Linked DNA regions of Homo sapiens: region 1 is linked to region 2. Evidence: chromatin contacts called from ENCODE Hi-C or POLR2A ChIA-PET data. All regions are on one chromosome and are shown on one strand. Each heading gives the region's core, a stretch centred on a gene start or an enhancer-like site at or near the end of the contact. The rest is flanking DNA. Distances are from core to core; before and after follow the strand shown. Region 1 overlaps AXIN2 (axin 2). Region 2 holds the start of LINC02563 (long intergenic non-protein coding RNA 2563).

Evidence for each region. A loop is a pair of places that touch in the nucleus more often than their neighbours do. ChIA-PET counts read pairs that join two places held with the same protein, here RNA polymerase II (POLR2A). Pooled maps may share reads with other maps.
Region 1: a map of Caco-2 shows a loop between it and region 2 (6-fold over the local background). The contact joins the enhancer-like site here to the promoter of LINC02563 in region 2. A Hi-C loop is called at or near these places in 8 of 168 maps with a recorded cell type or tissue (Caco-2, Right ventricle myocardium inferior, endothelial cell of hepatic sinusoid and 3 more) and 7 of 50 pooled maps. POLR2A ChIA-PET finds 5 or more read pairs at or near these places in 3 of 52 experiments (CD4-positive, alpha-beta T cell, Caco-2 and H1).

What each region holds. Positions count from the first base shown.
Region 1 is chr17:65,529,463-65,533,693 of GRCh38, forward strand. AXIN2 (axin 2) reads right to left here. Exons shown (of 11, transcript NM_004655.4): 11 at 1-640. The coding sequence ends at 514. Among named protein-coding and RNA genes, the nearest start is that of AXIN2, 30 kb to the right of the region's middle. RefSeq lists enhancers at 566-1,080, 1,081-1,593, 2,108-2,620. Within about 2 kb of position 2,154, at least 21 of the 41 ENCODE cell types and tissues checked have a DNase peak (open chromatin) inside an H3K27ac peak, as active enhancers do; they include heart left ventricle and heart right ventricle, where a contact is called at or near this core.
Region 2 is chr17:65,454,503-65,461,922 of GRCh38, forward strand. LINC02563 (long intergenic non-protein coding RNA 2563) reads left to right here and starts at 3,039. Exons shown (of 3, transcript NR_131984.1): 1 at 3,039-3,212; 2 at 3,532-3,614; 3 at 3,887-3,906. RefSeq lists enhancers at 1,375-1,874, 5,491-6,124, 6,125-6,758, 6,759-7,391.

The DNA.
Region 1 (4,231 bases), core at 904-3,403, 74 kb after region 2:
TCTGTTAGTGAAGAAACCATGAACGCACTCCTAGCTCAACTCCTAAGTTTAGTCAGAACAATTAAAACTTCCTGTCTCCCCCTTCCAAGTTTAAAGCAGCATATCCATAAACTGGGGATGGGGGAAATCAACTGTTCTATAAATATCAGTAAGGATTCCTGTTCAGGTAAGCTATACACAGTTTCTCTTAGTTTATGGATTTCAGATCCCTAGGAAGTCATATATTATGTATGGCAGTCTCTCAAATACAGGCAGCATCTTCAATAGCCAAGAGTGGTCATGTTTTTAATAAATAGTTCAGGCTTTTCTTATCTCAGTCAGTACCCAGCTCATGAATCATGAAAATCAACCTCCCCCCGCCCTCCCGAAGGCCCACTGGCCGATTCTTCCTTAGACTTTGTCTTCTTCATTGGTTTAATTTTCCTTCAAAATGTTTTGTCGCAGTTGCTCACAGCCAAGACAGTTCACAAGAGCTTCGGGCTCCAACAGTTCACCAAAGCCAGACCCCAGGGCTCAATCGATCCGCTCCACTTTGCCCAGAATCCGGCCTTCATACATCGGGAGCACCGTCTCATCCTCCCAGATCTCCTCAAACACCGCTCCACAGGCAAACTCATCGCTTGCTTTTTTGAAGTAATACCTTAAAAGGAAAACCAAAAAAGCTTCTTGGTAAACTGCATTTTCCACATTGTTGAAAAGAAAAGCATACCAACATGGAGGACTGAGGTATCCTAGGAATTTGCTATGGCAGGTGTGCCTGTACACTGTTGCGCACATCTGCTTTAAGACGGCAGCTGGGACTGGCCACACCACAAGAAGCAGGTGGGCCGAGATGATGAAGGCCAGGCACCCACTGAGCAGCAGCCTGGGCTGGGCCTGCCACCTGCAATCTTCAACCCAGCACCTCTGCTGTCTCCTGACACGTATACACTGTGAAAAGCAGAGCTGCTTTCCCCCCGCCAACCTTTTTCAGCAGTGGGGTGGGGGAGGGAAGGGAAGGACAAATGCCTGCAGTTCCTTTGCAGCAGGAGCCAAGCAGGTCCTTCAAAGAGACTCCAGACTATCTCCAGGTTCAGCCATCCTGAACCCATCACACCTGGAGAGCCGGAACCTGCCGAAGTCTGTAAAAGGCTGACTTCCAGATGGTTTAGCAGTCCAAAGGCCTCTCGGCCTTCCCATCCTCCAGGTCCCAAGTGCAACACTCCTGGATGGCCCTGGCACAGCCACACAGGAGGCAAGCCAGCCCAGCGCAGCTTCCCAGGGCCGAACAGACGGCACTGGCCCCATGATGCCCTCCCCTCTTCTCCCCATTTCCAGGCCTCTTCTCCCATCCCATCCCTCCAGGGTCAAACACCAAAGGCCCTTCTATTATGCCCGTTGATTAAAGGCTCCTTTCATCCCTCCCCAGCGTTCTTTCTTCTGAGGCTGTTTAATTGTACAGATGCAAATGCCTGGCCTCTCAGGAGTGCCACATTCGGAAACAACTGCTGTCCTCTTGGGCCAGGCCCACCCCTAAACCCCTTCCGAGGAAATTAAGCAAGGGCCTCTTCCTTCCCTGTCCCCAGCCAAGGGAGACCCCTCAGAGGGATTAAACTTGCCCCTGCAAGCTGTCATTTCCAGCCCATAAAGGCCACTCACAGAGGGAAGGTCACAGTCCCCTGGGGGGATGGGAGAACCTTTCAAGCATTTAATTGTGTCTCAGGGTTATGGTTGGGCTTTGTCTTTTCCCTTTAAAAAAAAAAAAATTAACTCCCCTTGGTTAGAGCTCAATTTTTTCCCTCTTTAATAAAGGCAAGCCAAATACTTTCGTAGGAGATAAGGCTAAATACAGTGAACAGCTGGGTTTAGTCAAGGTTCTTTGTTTTTAGCATTCCTGACCCAGCTAATGCAGTGGGGTGAACAACGGCATGGCTCTGACTAGGCAGCACTGAAGACACGTCATGTCAAGGGGTCAAAATTCTCGGGGGAGCGTGAGAGGAGACAGTGAGAAAATGGGGAGGGGCTCTGTGCACAGGAGACTCAGGACAGTGGGGGGAAAAGTCACTTCTCCACATAAGAGGCTCAAATCCCAACGCCACCCTCCGTCAGACCCCTTTGGCCCCAGCTCCGACCCCTCCAGGGTTTACCAAGTTGGGCTTTCACAGCATGTCTGAGCAAACACGCAGCGACCTTTTACATAATTGCAACCTCCTCCAGAGAGGAGAGAGGCCACATTCTCTCAGCCCCACCCCCAGGACTTCAAACACACTGCACTGCCCTCATTTTCTCCAAGAAACAGGCTTTTCCACTGCAACATGCTTCATGTGGCAAACTTTGCTTTCTTCTGACATCTGGCACCAACAGCGTCTGGCGCGTCTGAAGGGACTGTTTGCTTTTTGAACCCCTGCCATGTTGAGATTACTCAACGCATCCCAGGTCCCCCCCACCTCCCACCCCTGCTCCACGGCCCCAACCTCACTGGGTCTTTTTTATTTTTTTGAAGGGGGGATGTATTTGTACAAATTGAGATGTTGAAGCACCAGCCCTGCTGGGAGGGTGAGGCGTGACACCCTGTGTCCCTGTCCTACCCCAGGAGGACACTGAGTCTAGCTCAGGCCCTGCAGAGATAAGGCAGCTGGGAGGGCCTTCCCACAGCCTGATCCACTCAGGAAAGAACTGGAGAGGATCGGAGAGTTGACCATTTGTGCAAGTCTTTGTGCATTAAAGGGGAGGCCAGGGCTTCAAAGCCAGGCTTATTAACTGTGCCTCAGGGAGAAAAAAAAAAAATCAGAGCCAGATGTGGCCACAGCAGCTGAAGGAGGCACTTTCCCCACAAGCCTATGCCAGCGCCACATGGCTCTTCTCCAAGGTCACCTGCAGTTCCACTCGAAGTCCAGCCGAGACAAAGCCAAGATCAAAATGAATCCCCAGAGGGACACACTTGTGTCATTAGTTTCACCTTGTGTCTTTTCAAGATAAAAGCAGCAGCAGCAGCAGCCAGGCCTGTTCCCCCACCCCTTTGATACCTTTTCACAATTGTCTCTGCCCAGGTATAAAAGGGACTATCCAGACCCAGCAACACGCCCTGCTGGCCAGTTACCTCCAGGGGCTCAGTCCAACCTCCATCCCCTCCCCACTCCAAAGAGAATCACTTTGAGCCCCCGCCCAAACTAACTCCCAGATGAAGGTGGCTGGTAAAACTATACAAGGCCTGCTCTAGAGGGGAGGGTGTCTCAGAGCCCTGCAGGTGGACTCATCCCCGTCCAGGAGCCCATGCCCACCTGGCAGGTTACCAAGTGCTATTCAGAGTTTTCCACTCACACCCCTGGCCCTGGTGGCGGCAACGGGTTCACACCTGGGAATAGACTGTGGTCCTGGCACAGGGACAACAGCACACAGCTGAGGAGTTGGAACTCTGTCTTGGGTGTAGACCCCAGAGTGAGCACCTCCTTAAACTAGGGTGCCCCTGTCTCACCCTTGTCCCAGCCTGGAGCCCTAAACCTGGGAAACCTGGGACAGAACTGGAGCAGAATCCACACATTCTCTTGGGCTGCAGGCCATGGAGAGGGGCAAGGGAGGACTCCAGATGAACTGAGGCAGAGTCATCACCTGCTCCTTACGAGGGAAATGATCAAGAGAAGGAATGGCCTAGGGCTGGCCCTCATCCTCCTCAGCTCTTGAACCCTCTCAAGGGCCCTAAAAAGTCAGCATGGACCTTCTCAAGGGCACCTCCGTCCACTCTGCAGACAAGGTAAGGAGACCAGGAAGTTCCCTTCCTGAAGCCCCTGCAGGGGAGAAGGCAGCGGGGCCCAGGCCTGGACAGGAGGAGTAGACTGCCCTATTCACCCTGTGCCCACCCGCAGGTCCAGCCCCTTCTTTGTTATGGACAAAGGCGCATCTCTGCTTCTAATGGCCCATAAAATCCAGGGAGGCTGTTCAGGTGGAAAGGCAGGGTAAGAAAAACACGGGGGACTTTTCCTAGGCATGGTTCCTGACTATTTGGAGCCTTCAATGTGGGGGTCTCTCCTAAACTCAAGCCAGTAGGGCGGCGCTTCCAGACCCTCCCTCCTAATCAGTGTGCCTGTCCCTCTTTTTGCTCCCTGCTCCCCACTCGCCCACAAGCCCCTCAATTGCAGGTAAAGCCTCTGCAGTGTGGCCTGAGCCCCACTCTCCTGTCGGTGCAAGCAGCTGCTCCTTTTCTCTCCTCAGTCTGGTTCACCTGGTGGAAAGAGCCTGGCCAGGTCCCCCAGAG
Region 2 (7,420 bases), core at 1,789-4,288:
AACTATTTTTGTAAATAAAATTTTATTGGAACACAGACACGTCCATTTCTCTTCATATTGGTTTTGTACTATAGCAGCAAGGTTGAGAAGTTGCAACAGAGGCCTTATGGCCTGCAAAGCAAAGAATATTTACTATCTGGTTCTTTAATGTTAATGTTTACTGACTTCTGCTATAAATGAAAAACTATTACAAAGCAGGACTCCAAAAATGCATTTTATGTGCATACACAACACACACACACACACACACACACACACACACACACAGAGTCGAAAGTGCAGGAGGGTATAGGTATACAGTAAAACATTTTCTAGGAATCATTGTGGATTTGAACATCTTGCCTTTATACTCCACCCGCCAGTCATGACAGAATCCTCTGAATACTAAAGGGAAGTCCAACCTTAGAATTCTCATAAAATGTTTAATATAAAGTTATTTAAAATGATTCATGAAAGCTGCAAGATGGGGTGGACTTGGAATCAGGTAACTAGTTTGTCCAAGCTTGCCCAAGACTTATCCAGTTTTAAAACTAAAAAGTCCCATGCCCAGAGAACCTCATCACTCCCAGGCAAACTGGGGCCACTGATCACTCCAGCGGGAAATCGTATACTATCGTGGCTTAGGTCCTAGATCTGCTACTCACCAGCCACTTGACACCATTTACCCTGTCTAAGCTGCACTTACTTCAACTGCAAATATATACTCCCCTGTTCTGATATCACCGTGAGTATGAAGTGAGTTAGTGCATGCATGTGTGTTCAGTAAACCATGATGGCAAACAAAAAAAAAAAAGGTCATTATCACTTGGTCCCCTACATAAAATGATGCAACGGCTGGACATTGTGTGACATTACAACATAGATAGGATGAGAGGAAATTACCTAGAAGGTTGTCATGTAATTATAAGGTTACCACATAATATAATTTGTTGTCTAAACCAGGACAGTGTTGAGAGTGGAAGGGGCACCCAATAATGACATTGGCATAACAGGAGTAAACCAAGCCCATCCTGGGCAAGCCTGTACATAGTGTCAGGGACCACAGGGTAACATGGCGTTAAGGCTGGCTTCATGGGTGTCAACCTGTACAGTCACACACGGCCTCACACTCAGAGGGCCGTGTGCTTGGTTTCATGCTCTGATACTTCAGAGCGTGAAAAATTGCTCTTGAAATGCCGTCTTGAAATTCTTAATAATTTTTCAATATGGGGCCTCACGTTTTCATTTTGTGCTAGGCCCTGCAAATGATGTAACCGATCCTGCTTAGGGAGAATCCTACTGGGCAGCGAGACCAGATGGCATGACCTCTGAAACCCATTCCAGGCCTAGGCAGCTAAGCTTCCCCAAGGAGAAAGTTTCAGTTTTAACATCAGCTAGTTCAGATCCCCTGGAGTTAAAAATAACAGTCCATGATGAAGGAAAGGATGGAGGCTGGGGTCCCCAGGCGTCCTCCCTGCCCACTCAGAGCAGATACCGGCCTGCTGTGAGGAGCCTGCCAACACAAGCTCAGAGGTGCTGCTCAGGTTCCACCTCACGCCTGTTTGAACTCTGATTTCATCCGTGGCCAACTTTTCTGCAACCTGGTAAAGGCTTGGGCAACTCAGCAGCCAGATGAACCCTAGAGGGCACTGGAGTGTTAGCCATCCCTCAAAGTTAAACTTACCAATCTGGCAACCCCCAGCCCCACTAATGCTGCGAATGCCATTTATGGGGCTTTCAAGGGCAATAACTGTAAAATCCAGCTCACTGTCTTAACAAACCAGAACAAAGCCGGGTGGCATTGCCAGAGAACTGCAGCTGCTTGCACTGCAACTAAAAAGTCGATCTTAAACTCTGGGGCGAACCCTAGAAAAGACAGCAAGAAGTAAACCAATAGAAAAACCACTCCAGGTTTATTCTGGAGAAGGGAAGGGGCCGTGGACACTGACCGTTTTCAGGTTGCACCTCCCAGAGCCCCAGTCATTCCCATTAGTTACAACAGACTTTCCCAACCCCAGTGCTACTGACTTTTGGGCTGGATCACGCTTTGTTGTGGGAGCTGTCCTGTGCACTGAAGAATGTTTAGCAGTGTCCCTGCCCTCTGCCCAGAGAGGCCAGTACCACTTCCCCCACTCTCCCACACATTGTGACAATCCAAAACTGTCTCCAGACTTTGTCACATGTCCCCTGGGGTGCAAAATTGCTTTCAGTTGAGAAGACCTTGTTTACGGCATAAAAGATCGTCTACATGAATGTTGATTATGGGAATCAAATGAGTTTAGAATGGTTCATCCTCTTAGGACAGTACCTAACAAGTTAAGCACTATATAAGTATTTGTTAAATAAATGAAAAGATTGCACCCCACTACCCCCACCCAGCCCACATGCCAGCAGGAGCGCCCCACTCACCCTACATAGCAATCATTCCATGCGCTTCTCTGTGTCTCTACAGCACCTCCACCTCTATTTTTTGCTTTTGCCTCTATTTATAGCTCTGCCACTTGCTACCAGGGCAAATGTCTTCACTTCTCTGAGTTTCTCAGCTGAAAACAGAACATCTTATTCATCTCATGGAATTGTTTTGATAATTAAATGTGTTCCTGTATGACAGGCACCTGCAACAGTGGCTTGCACACAGTAGGTGCTCAGGGCCTAATGAAGAGGTATTGTTTTTACCACCCAACATTGCCTGACAGGTGTTTGAACAAAAAATGCACCTACATTGCATGGACACTGTGTGTGTGTTTAGGACTAGAAACTTGGCACTGGATTCCAAAGAACAACATGGGATTTTTCTTTCTCTTCCCTCTCTCGCTTATAAATGAGGGCACAGCTGGGTTCTGTGATAAAATGCCCAACTCCACCTGCTCTAGATGTTGCAAAGGTAAGTTTGGGCTCCTATAATTCTGCTCTGTGACACACCTGCTTCTGCAGCTCCTTCCTGGGGTGGGGAGTGGGGTGGGGACACCTGATCATAGGGTGAGCAAGCGGCTCACCAGGACCGAGGGGGTTTCAGGGAGGTGGGACTTTCAGTGCTAAAACCCAGAATGTGCTGGCCCAACCAGGATAAGTTGATCACCCTCCCTGAGAGTTTGGGATTCTATGAGGACTCCTGTCTAGAGTGCAGCGCCACTGCGAGGGTGGTCCTTTATTGTCAGAAACCTCATTCCCAGAAGGAGACATGCAGTGGAAACTGAGCGTCCTCTGCCCTGCGGTGCCCAGCTCCATTCAAGGCAAGCTTGGTCCCTCTGGCTTTCACGGGGATGTGAACACCTTGCCAGGCTCCTCTCTGCTCCTTCCTCACTCCTTGGCACTGGCCTTGGCATCCTCTAGCTGAGCCCAGGTCCTGTCCCTGAAGAGCTGCCGCCCCAGCCCCACTGCCAGCACAACCCCTCCCACCCCACCTGTCCCAGGGCCACCTGTGCTCACTTCGGCTCTATCTCTGCTTGGGGGCCACTCTAACACTGGTTCTCTTTTCACCTTAAAAAGAGTTGCTGGAACCAAACCCCAGTGACTTGTCAGCATTCACGCCACTCCTTCCAAACCCTCCAGAAAGCACACCTGTGGATGAGAGGCGCAATTAACGTTATCAGTCGTGAAGGATCAGAAGGAAAACCCAGTGGCCGTTGGGAATTGTGAGTGCCATAACCACTTCAAGCATTTGGGGTTTTGTTTTATTTTCTCTGGCCTGGAGGGGTGTGGAGAGGGGCCATATATAAGACAAAGCCAGTTTTCTCTTTTTGAGACAGAGTCTCCTTCCGTCACCCAAGCTGGAGCGCAGTGACGCAATCTCAGCTCACTGCAACCTCTGCCTCCTGGGTTCAAGCAATTCTCATGCCTCAGCCTCCCGAGTGGCTGGGACTACAGGTACACCCCATAATGCCCGGCTAATTTTTTGTATTTTTAGTAGAGATGGTGTTTCGCCATGTTGGGCAGACTAGACTCGAACTCCTGACCTCAAGTGATCTACCCACCTTGGCTTCCCAAAGTGCTGGAATTCCAGGTGTGAGCCACTGTACCCAGCCCACTTCAAATTTACCACTCCAGACCTTTGTTCTAGATGGGGAGAACTGGACCCTATGGGAAATCATACGGATCTGAAATTCACCCCGGAAACTGACCTGGGGTGAGGACAACAGGTGGAATGAAACCCCAAGCAGACCCTATAGAGGCAAGGAAGGAGATTGAGACCCTTCTGCAGAAAGCTGTTATGAGCCTAGAATTTTAACTTATGCTATTGACACCATGCCAAGCACCCAAGGAAAAGGAAAGAGAAGAACCTACACCGCCTCCTCCTTGCTAGTGAGTGAGGTAAAATGATCTGGGGAGGAAAAAAAACAAAAAAAATGAGGTGAGAAACACCAGATGGAGCAGAGAGACTGCCCAGAAATTGCTGCTTTTGTCAACCTAGATTTGTTTGCAGGTGAGTGCAGTGTTGATAGAAAGCAAGTCTATTTCCAGAGGGGATCCCCAGGATCTCCTATCAAAGAGCAAGCTCTGGAGCTAGTCCCCAGATGCAGACAGATCTACTGACCGAACCACGATCACTCCAACCCCAATCTCCCAAGAGGTTCTGAGGATACAATAGTTCTCAATCCTTAGGTACACACATTGTTCACAGGGAGTGACTCGGTGGTTATTAATGGCTTATTAGGCTGTTCTTGGAGGTAATTTACATCTCGTTTGAGCCTCTGCTTTTCAGGCATTTTTCTGCAAATGGCTGTAGGCTTTTTTCTAAAAAAAAAAAAAGAAACTAAATCCATTGAATACTCATGCATATTCTCCAAAATGCCTTAAATCAGTACCTAAAACTTGAAACTAGTTTTTCCCCCATTGAAGAAATTATCTGGCCCTGATCTCTCTTACTTGCTGTCCTGTGATTGAAAAGAACTTTTGTGGGGGAATTTTTAAAATAATTGCCACCAAATACTTCAAATGGAATTCAGATAGCAGTCTATTTCACGTTTCATGCTTTTGTGACATTCTTGCTCAGGAATGAATCTTTTATGAAAGGTCTATTTTAAGTTGCACCTTCCAGAACTTTATTTTTGTCTCTGAAAGAAAGAGGCAGAGCAGAACCTGGATTCTTCCAATTCACCGATTTACTGTGAGCTTAGGATTGGCTCTCCTGGGGGTCGGCGGGGTGGGGGGTGATGGGCTTCCAGCAGAGGTGGGGGGCACTGGCTTTGCACTCAGCCTTGCCGTTTTTTTTCAATCAGGCTGTTTTATTCAACTGAAAACAACCCCCCGAGGATTTAAGCACGCCTTCTCGCGCTTTCTCCAGCTCCTCCCTGAAGGTGGAAAAACTCACTTGATCTTAAGCACCAACTGCTGTCCGGTCAAATTTCTCACCTCTGCCAGGGAGCCATGCCTTCGAGTTCCCAGCGCCTCGTGGGGTCTGCAGGCTGGTTGTGGCCTCTGTCAGCGGACCCAGAGTTGTTTTTCCAGGTGTGGGGGAGGGCTTCCCCTGAGCCTTCTCCGCCCACTCCTGTCTGTTCATTCCACAGATTTTTTTACTACCTTCCTTAAGAGAAAGTATCTAAAAACTCATAAATGAGGCAAAAAGACACCTTCATGCCCTTTCCCCAAAGCCACCCTAGCATTGTGTAATAAGTCCTGTGTTAGATTGGGTTCCCTTGATACCGACTCTGAGACAGGCAGGTGCAAGACCAGGGTGTACTGGGGCTGCTCTGGGGAGGAACTCTTGTGGAAAGGGAGGCATGGGTGAGGGTGAAGCTCACCCGCAGTGAGGCTGCCGCTGAGGCCTCAGCCTGTCCCATGGAAAGCTCTGGAGCCCAGGTGGCCATCGGTGTTGTTGCAAATTAAGGCAAGAGCACCAGGCTTTGTATCACCTGTTCAAGACCAACCAGAAGTAAGGGAGGGAAGGTATACACGTGGGGGAGGAAGTTTCCTTCCATCTCAGGTGATTTCCAGGTAAGAACAGAGCTGTAAGCCATCTACCCATATCAGCAGCTGATACTCCCAGCAGCTGTGGGGACAGGGCTGAACCCCAAAGAGGGGATCTGGGTAATACCCGAGGGTCCGTCAATGTGAAGGGATGGGCACTTTGACTTAGTACTTATTGCTGATTAAGGCCCAGATTCTAGATGCTAACTTAAAGGAAATTGCTAAGTTGCAAATAATGTTTGTCTGGTAGAGATGCAAACAATTCCTGTCTGATAGAAAAGATAGCCCCGGGCTGGGCACGGTGGCTCATGCCTGTGAGCCACTTTGGGAGGCCGAGGCAGGGGGATCACCTGAGGCCAGGAGTTCCAGACAAGCCTGGCGAACATTGCGAAACCCCGACTGTACTAAAAATACAAAACAATTAGCCGGGCGTGGTGGCAGGCACCTGTGATCCTAGCTACTCTGAAGGCTGAGGCAGGAGAATTGCTTAAGCCAGGGAAGCGGAGGCTGCAGTGAGCCAAGATCGCGCCACTGCACTCCAGCCTGGGCCACAAGAGTGCAACTCCATCTCAAAAAAAAAAAAAAAAAAAAAAAAGATAGCCCCGAAGGTTATAGTTTCATTGTCCTATATATAGGACATAAACCAGTTTTGAATTTGATTTAGCAAAACCATTTTCAGTACTCCCTCTTTCAATGGCTACATCTACGTGAGTCTGTCATATACTCCTGGGACCAATGTTACCATCCTGCTGGTTTCCTACTCTCTTGCCTCACCCTAGTCCTGGCCCCAGCCCCCATGTTCCCTATATTTGCCTGAGTCATGTTTTCAACATTTTTTTTTTTTCGAGACAGGGCCTTGCTCCATTGCCCAGGCTGGAGTGTTGTGATTATAGCTCACTGCAGCCTTGGCTTCCCAGGCTCAAGCAATCCTCCCACCTTAGCCTCCTGAGTAGCTGGGGCCACAGGCATATACCACCACACCTGGCTAATTTTTTTTTAATTTTTAGTAGAGATTGGGTCTTGCAGTGTTGCCCAGGCTGGTCTCGAACTCCTGCACTCAAGTGATCCTCCCACCTTGGCCTCCCAGAGTGCTGGGATTCCAGGTATGAGCCACTGCACCGAGACATGTTTTCAACTTTGACATCTGTGAGTGCCTCCTCTAGAAACGGTGTTGATGCAGCCACCCTCTGGTGAGCTCTGGTGATTTGTCAGGGTCTGTACCTCACTCTAGATGTGATCAGAGGTAGACACGTGCCTACTATGATCCAGGCGTTGTCCCAGATGCAAGGATGAAGCCAAGAGGCTCTACAGGTGTGTTGCAGCTGAGACCCTAGGGCCAGTCAAAGCTGGGCTCAAACCTCACTGCTCACTGTTAGCCATGTGATCCCGAACAAATGATTGAGCCTGTCTAAGCCTCAGTTTTCATATCCTTAAAATAAGGCTAGTAACAATGAGTGCCTTGAGGAACTAATGCCCATAAAATGCTTTGTCTAGGGAATACTATATTCAATGAATGGCAGATATTATCAATAAC